2 separate regions of the Homo sapiens genome follow, and region 1 is linked to region 2. Evidence: chromatin contacts called from ENCODE Hi-C or POLR2A ChIA-PET data. All regions are on one chromosome and are shown on one strand. Each heading gives the region's core, a stretch centred on a gene start or an enhancer-like site at or near the end of the contact. The rest is flanking DNA. Distances are from core to core; before and after follow the strand shown.

Evidence for each region. A loop is a pair of places that touch in the nucleus more often than their neighbours do. ChIA-PET counts read pairs that join two places held with the same protein, here RNA polymerase II (POLR2A). Pooled maps may share reads with other maps.
Region 1: a loop to region 2 is called in a map of mammary epithelial cell, with 4 times the contacts of the local background. The contact joins two enhancer-like sites. A Hi-C loop is called at or near these places in 2 of 168 maps with a recorded cell type or tissue (PC-3 and mammary epithelial cell) and 2 of 50 pooled maps. POLR2A ChIA-PET finds 5 or more read pairs at or near these places in 1 of 52 experiments (activated T-cell).

The regions. Positions count from the first base shown.
Region 1 is chr7:48,634,310-48,638,212 of GRCh38, forward strand. The region is part of intron 59 of ABCA13 (ATP binding cassette subfamily A member 13); the gene reads left to right. Among named protein-coding and RNA genes, the nearest start is that of LINC02838, 72 kb to the right of the region's middle. Within about 2 kb of position 2,247, at least 3 of the 41 ENCODE cell types and tissues checked have a DNase peak (open chromatin) inside an H3K27ac peak, as active enhancers do; they include mammary epithelial cell, where a contact is called at or near this core.
Region 2 is chr7:48,425,583-48,429,415 of GRCh38, forward strand. It overlaps ABCA13 (ATP binding cassette subfamily A member 13), which reads left to right. Exons shown (of 62, transcript NM_152701.5): 42 at 2,184-2,289. Among named protein-coding and RNA genes, the nearest start is that of ABCA13, 260 kb to the left of the region's middle. Within about 2 kb of position 2,294, at least 3 of the 41 ENCODE cell types and tissues checked have a DNase peak (open chromatin) inside an H3K27ac peak, as active enhancers do; they include mammary epithelial cell, where a contact is called at or near this core.

The DNA of each region.
Region 1 (3,903 bases), core at 997-3,496, 210 kb after region 2:
CTCAAAGAGTGAGGTGGAAAGTGTTCCTCCACTTCTATTTTTTAAACACGTTTGTGAAAAATTGGTATTATTTCTTAAAACATTTGGTTTACCAGTAAAACCATCAAGGATGGCTTGTTTTTGTAAGGTCAGCAGTAATGCTTTCTCTTTCATTTCTGATACTAGTAATTTGAATCATCTCTCTTTTTTTCTTGGTCAATTATGCTAAATATTTATCACATTTGTTGATTTTTTTTCATAGCCATATTCCATATGGCATTCCAAACTTCCACAATCAACTTTAGTTTCATTTTTCTCTATTGTTTTTATATTCTTGATTTTATCAATGTCCACTCCAACTTTATTATTTCCTGTCTTCTTGCTTTAGGTTTAGTTTGCTTTTCTTTTTCCAGTTTCTTAAGGTATACAGTTGAGTATTATTTTGTAATTTTTCTTACATGTTAATGGAAGTATTATTACTATAAATGTTTCTCCAAGCACTGCTTTAGCTACGTCTCATAAGCTTTGGAATGTTGTCCCTTCATTTTCATTCATCTCAAAGTATTTTATAAAGTAACTTGGGATTGCTTCTGCCTCGTTGTTTTACCCACACGCAGCTGGTAAGATTCACTCATTGCTGTATTGTTTTCAACAATATCATGGGCATAAATTGTTCTACATATAAATCTCATAAAATTTAGGCTGTGTTAAAGGACTCCTTCCTGAGATCAGTGTTTGAGATTTGTTTTAATCACAAATTTGCCACTGGGAGGGCTCCTTCCAGTGGTCTCCCTGGTTCTCTCTGGTAAATTAGACAGCCTGTAGTTTAGCCTGTATCTCCGATGAATCTATCAATCTCCCAATTGCCTTTCACCACAGGTTCCAGTTATTAAGAACACCCTTATGGTTGAACTTCTCCACATTTTGTTGCCAAAAAAAAAAAAAAAAAACCTAAAAACTAAAACAACAAAACAGTCCCTTTGGGGATAGATTAGCAGTTATCTGTTTATGGCTTGCTTCTTTAGAGGCAAGGAAACATATATGAGCCACATTTCTGGAGCTAGAAATGGGAGCAACATCATGTTTCTTTCTGAATGACCCTCCCACTTTAGGAGCTGAACACTCATGGGAGAGGGAGGACAGTGACCTCAGATTCTCTCAGCTTGCTTCTCCCATGTGGAAACCCCACACCATGATATGAGGCAAGAACAAGGGGGACCCCAATATTCTCGGCAATGCTGTTCTTAATTTAAAGCCTCTGTCTAATGAGCCTTTGTCTAATGAGGTAGAGCTGGGTAAAAAAAGGGCACCATCACCTCTCATCTGTACTCACTGGCAGCTTAACCTCATGAACATGTAGCTGGGGCCAGAATGAGAGGGGAAGACAGCTCACTTACAGAGAGCTAAGGTGGGAGAGAGCCCTGTGTTCTTGGATGCAGCAGGCTGGAGTGGAGTTTCCATTTCCCTGAGCTGGGAGGTAGCAGAAGAGTAGATCTTGTTTTAAATGCCACAGACTATTACTGTTCTTACTCAGTTTTAGTAGACTTTCTTGAATAACTATATTTTTTATCTTGCTGTATACAGAAAAATAGCATTTTGGAGACTTTACTGTTTTTTAAAAAATAGTTTTCAGCAGTCTTACTGGGAAATGAGTCTGCAGAACTCCTCATACTGTCCTGATGGAAGCCTTGGCTAAATGCTTTCAAAGACATCTATTTATATCTATTTCATGCTGGTATTGTACCTGCACCTAAAGTGACTGTGCCCGTAAAATAGGGAGTCTAGTTCTATTGTTTTTGAGTCCAATTTTAACATCCATATTGACTTTTTACAGCCCCTGCTTTCTTCTCATTATTGTAAATATTTATAGTATTAATTTTATTGTGTACAGAGGCATATTTGAATGATTAAAAGGCAAGCACCAGCCTTTTGAGAAGACTTTATCAATCACTCTAGCACAACTGTTCACAAAGCAAGGAGTCAGCCGCCTCCCATATAGGCATCCCCCAACCATAACGTGGAGAAGCAGATCCCAGTTAGTACTTTCTATGTTATAGCTCCTCTAGTTTGTAATTAGTGTTTGAAAGGATCCAGAGTAACATGGAAAAGATTCACTGTCTTGATTCACTTTCATAACTCAGCTGTCACTTGGGTCTTTCCTGCCCATGGGAGATTTAGGAAAATGTGCCTGATTTCATGCCAGGGAGTCCAGGACCCTTGTCTCAAGGGTTCTATGAACTCCTGGTGAGTCAGAGGCCTGTGTGCCCTGCCCTGTTTTTGAGCCTGTGCAGTCCTGCCTGGGCATGTGCTCCAGTGCCTGGGGAGCCAGCCACATTATCACCCCCGCCACCATACACCCAAATGTATCAATAATTCCATGAATTTAGTAATTTTCCAACATTTTTGAATGTGGGCCTGAAGAGAGAAGTAATTGTGAATCCCTGGGCTGTCCGTCCACCTGGCCCCTCCCTGCATCCTCAGCTGTTTCCCCTCTTGTGCCCCTGGCTGCCAGGGTGCTGTCATTACTCAGGCATCCAGTTGGAAAGTTCCAGGCACATTTCGGCCCAGAGTCACTTACCCAGAGCCTGGCTTATCAAAGCCTTTTCTTAACAATGGGAGGGAGGTTGAATCTTAAAGCAATTCTTCTCTGTTAAGGCAATTATGCATTTTTTCTTATTATTACATTATTTATTTAAGGGCTGTATTACATGGGATCTGACTGGAGACGATAGAGGTTATTTGCAAAGCCTTTGAAAATGAACTCAGAAGAAGTTTAATCCACTCTCCCAAGGGAACCATGTCCCTACAAAAACTTAAAACTGCAGCAAAACAGAATAGAGAGGGTTTGCTTGTGTGCCTGCAGCAGAGCACCCCCTTCCTTATGTAAACACTTACAAAGCTGCCATCTTTGCACAGATGGTGGCTGAGTGGGGTGCTGGCTTTGAAGGCTCCCTGTTTTAATACTGGTGTTTTCCTCCTCAGGTCTCACGCACGAAGTACTGTAAGCTTCTCTATGGGCAGCACTCATCAAGCCAGAAAGTAGCTTGCCATGGCTTCTTCTATGGGGTGTTTTCTTTATTATGTTCATAAAGCAAAAAAAAAAAAAAAAAAAAAAAAACAGAGAGAGAAAGAAAAGAAAATCAGAAGACAATGACTACTTTAGCTCTCTTGGCCTCTCAAGGTGACTGGTGTGAGAATAGCTTGGTGGCTAAGGACAGAAAAAAAAATCTTTTGTTTATCTAGACTCTAGGGTATTTCTGAAATGAAGGGAAATGTTCAGAGACCATTAAAAATGCAAGAGGCCACATAAGGGGCTGAGTCATATAGCTGTCACCTCACCACCTTGGAAACAAAACGCTCTATCATGTTTGTTTAGCTGGTGACAATGATATAATGCTGGAGATGAGGCTATGTATTTTTTTTTATCCCACTGACTTGGCTATTGTTCCTTACTTTAAAATGATCCCCTTTGGTTACTCTAAAGAACAAAGGAAAAAAACAATAGATATGCATTTTGCTGTTTAGTTAAGAAGGAAATATTGTTTTCATTACACCAAAGTCTGACAAGGAATTTAATTCACTCATTACTCCATTAAATATGAACTGGGCATCTGCAGGGGTGTTAGAGTCAGTGGCAGAAGGGTTTATGTGTCCTGTATTCTTGGAGCTCTACTGTAACAACTGATGGCATTGAAGGATGCACCATACACCTGCATGTACACAGGAAGGGCTTTCACAGCCAGAATAGGGCCTTGCACAAGTGAGCACTGAATTAGTACTGAATGGATGGAGGAAAGGAGATCTGGTTGTGGGTAGCATGAAGGATACTCTTAGATGCGAAGTCAGAGAGGAAGGCACTCGTTACATCATGGAGAGCCTCATGGACAAGCTGAAGAGTTTGATATTGAGTCAGAGTCTTTCAGA
Region 2 (3,833 bases), core at 1,044-3,543:
AACATAGCACATACACCCTACTACACTTACTCATCCTTATCTAGCTACTGTTGAGACCAGACATTGCCAGCATGCTACATGCCAGGCATCGTTTTTATAACTTTATATATAAATGCATTTATTGCTTGCAACAATCCTATAATATGTCTTATTTATTTATTTATTTATTTATTTTTTCGAGATGGAGTCTCGCTGTCGCCCAGGTTGGAGTGCAGTGGCGCAATCTCGGCTCACTGCAGGCTCCGCCCCCTGGGGTTCACGCCATTCTCCTGCCTCAGCCTCCGGAGTAGCTGGGACTACAGGCGCCCGCCACCTCGCCCGGCTAATTTTTTGTATTTTTAGTAGAGACGAGGTTTCACTGTGTTAGCCAGGATGGTCTCGATCTCCTGACCTCGTGATCCGCCCGCCTCGGCCTCCCAAAGTGCTGGGATTACAGGCGTGAGCCACCGCGCCCGGCCTCTTATTTATTACCATTTATCATGTGAGGAAACTAAGTTAAAGAGTGGTAAAATAATGTGTTCAAGGTCACATGGCTGGCGCACACTCAGAAATGTTATTAATCATTCTTCTTCTTATTATTATTTGCAATAGTAGTGAGGTTTACAGCTTTTCCTTGGAGTCTTACTGAGAATCAGCAAAGTGTTATCTTTCACATGAAGGTAGCTGCATCTGACCTTTCACTAGTGCTACTCATGCAGATTTTGCTCAGTAGGATTCCATGCAAACTAATTAACCACGTGCGGAGATATTGCATGCCTCTCCTGAAGGCTTGCTTGCTCATGGCTTCTTCTTTCTGGTGCCTTCCCCCATCTTTCCCTGTGGTTAGGGGCTCCTCAGGAACATCTAGAGACAGTCAATCCCTTTTTGCTTGTTTAGAGGAATCAGAATGGTGAGGTTGTGTAGAGAAATCAGAAGTGAGGCAGGGTGCTCAGTGTGGGCTGAGATCTGTATATGCAGGTATAGGACTTCACTACCCAGGGCATTGGGTGGGAGGTACCAGCTGGATGGACAGTGACGCTGGCCCAGCAGGAGTCACTTGGAGAGGGGCCAGGGCCAGGGACCAATATCTCTATGGATACGTGCAGAGGAAGGGGTGATGGAAGCACCTGCACAGATGATGCTAAGGGAGAGAGTGGCAATGCACAGTGCCTAGCTTTGTGCATGGCCCACAGAGAACGTTCAGGAAACCTTGGCTAACCACATGAATAATAGAAGACTTACTGCATGCTTCCAGAGTCTGTGCCTGGCACTTTACAGCCATCATCTACTGAACTTTAAATACTGTGATCATCATCTCTGTTTTATTAATACAACGAGGCAGCCAACACTCTGCGTGGTGCAGTCCTATGCCTGCAGACAGAGCCGGCCCACATCTTGCCAAGAGTGGAACTCCAGCAGTTAGGACTGTGCTGCTGCAGGGCGATGTCTCCTTGACTTGTATGCTTCTCGTGAATTGCCCAATGTTTATTTTAGAGATTCTCTTTCCATCACTCCATAAATCCCTGCCAGCGATCCAGGTGCAGCTCAAGGCCCTCGATGTCTCCACCCCACCTCATTTCCCTTTGTGTCTGCTTGCACTTCTGCTTTCTCACCTTATTTTTGCTACTTTAGTCATAGTATTTGGCTTTGAATAAACTGAGGTTGGACTTCTGCCTCCACTACTAACCAAGAAATGACTTCAAGCAAGTTATTTGATTAACTACCTTAGTGACATCATATATCATAGCCCATGGAAAGCATACATTTAATGGGGATTTTTATGTATGAGATCCCATCTACTGTAAGTAAACTGAGCATTGCAATTTTATTGTCTGATTCACCTCTGAATTCCTAAGATGCTGGTACAGTGAGTCACAAACTTAAGTTGAATTGGATACACTGTGTTGCTATCTGTCCCCTCCCTGCCTACCACTGCCTATGCATTTGACCAGCCTCCACTAGCCCGTGAGGGTCTGGGAGTTCACAGTCAAGTTTCATTCATCTTTGCATCCTATGGGTAGCCTGTTTTGCTGAGACCTAGGTAGTCTTAGAGTTATGCCAATTAAATGGATGGCTAAATGAAATATATGGGGTGTGTTTGGCATATGTTGTCACAACCGGATTAGGCAATTGAGGCAGAAGAAAAGAAATGCGATGTGTATAGAAACATAAAATAATACATGGCGTTTTTTTTTCTCCGAAAGGTGTTTTTGATGCTTTTGCAAGATTCCAACAAGAAATCTCACATTGCCCTGGGGACTGAGTCAGAGCTGCAGAACCACAGGCCTACAGGACATCTGTCTGGCTACTGTAAGTACAGAATGGCTTCCTGCATTTCTGCTGGAGGAACAATGACACCAGCCTTATTCAACATCCCTTGTTTTAAAAGTTGTATAGCAAGGTTCTGAAGTTAGTGAGGAGATGTGAGTGTATAGTGAGGGGGCAAGTAAATACAGGTCAGAGGCAAAAAAAACGTTGAGTTTTATCCTGGCTTGAAAAAAAAAAACTGTGTGTTTATGGGACACATTTATCTTTTCTTCAGGACTTGACTTAGTATATAAAAAATTTCTCAATGTATACAGTTAGAATAATGACCATCATTCATCTTATTTTACCTTCATCACAAACAAACTGATCTGGCCTACCTGCGTGGTGTGCCTCTTATGTGCAGGCACCCTCCTGGTAATGGATTTGCATGGTTTAACAAAGCCCCGGATGTGGGCTTTGCCTTCATGCGACCTCTGTCCCTTTGGGACCAAATCATGGCTTCAGCTTTTGTATGCAGCCTCCTTTATAGGCTTTAATGATTGAACAGAATCCAGATTTGGTATCTAGGTGTGTGACTGAAGCTCCAGTTCAGTCCAATTCCTGGCATATTTATTAGCAGCAACTCAGCAAGGATCCCTGAGCTGAGCTCTAGGGATGTGGAGGGTAATAAATCTAAGAGCTTTCCTTCAGAGATTTCAGTCTACTAGGCACATGAACCCATGAATAAGTAACTAGAATTAAATATGTTATAACCTTTTATGATGTTTCCCAAATTGCATCCTTACCAGCAACTGTAGGAATTGCTATTGCTGTACTTCCTCTTCAGCTCTTAGTAGTATCAGATTTGAAAAACATATAATTTAGCTATTAAAATAGATGTGTAGTAGTTTCTCATTGTGGTTTTAATTTGCATTCTCCTAATGATTATGTTAGGCATATATTTTTATTTCCCACAGCTTTATTGAGATATAATTCACATAACACACAATTCACTCATATAAATGGGACCATTCAGTGGCTTTTAGCTTCTTCAGAGTTCTGCATTCATCACCACAATCAACCTTATACCATTTTCATTACTCTGAAAACTGGTGTCACTTAGCAATCACTCCTCAAAATCCCCATCTCTTCAGCCATAGGCAACCCCTAATGTACTTTCAATCTCTAATAGATGTGCCTATTTTGGACATTTTATATACATGGAATCATAGTATGTGTGGCCCTCTGTGACTAGCTTCTTTCACTCAGCACAATGTTTTTGAGGTTCATCCATGTTACAGCGTGCCAGTACTCAACTTATTTTGATTACCAAATATTTCATTGTATAAATATACCACATTTTTGTTTGTCCATTCACCAGTTGATGGGCATTTGGGGTTGTTTCCAGTTTTTTACTATTGCAAATATACTATTATGAACATTTATATACACAATTTTTGTGGATATGTTTTCTCTTACATGTATACCTAGGAGTGAAATTGCTGAATCATATGTTTCAATCATTTGAGAAACTGCTAGACTGTCATCTAAAGTGATCACACCTTACATTCCCACCAGTAGTATATGAAGTTTCTAATTTCTCCACA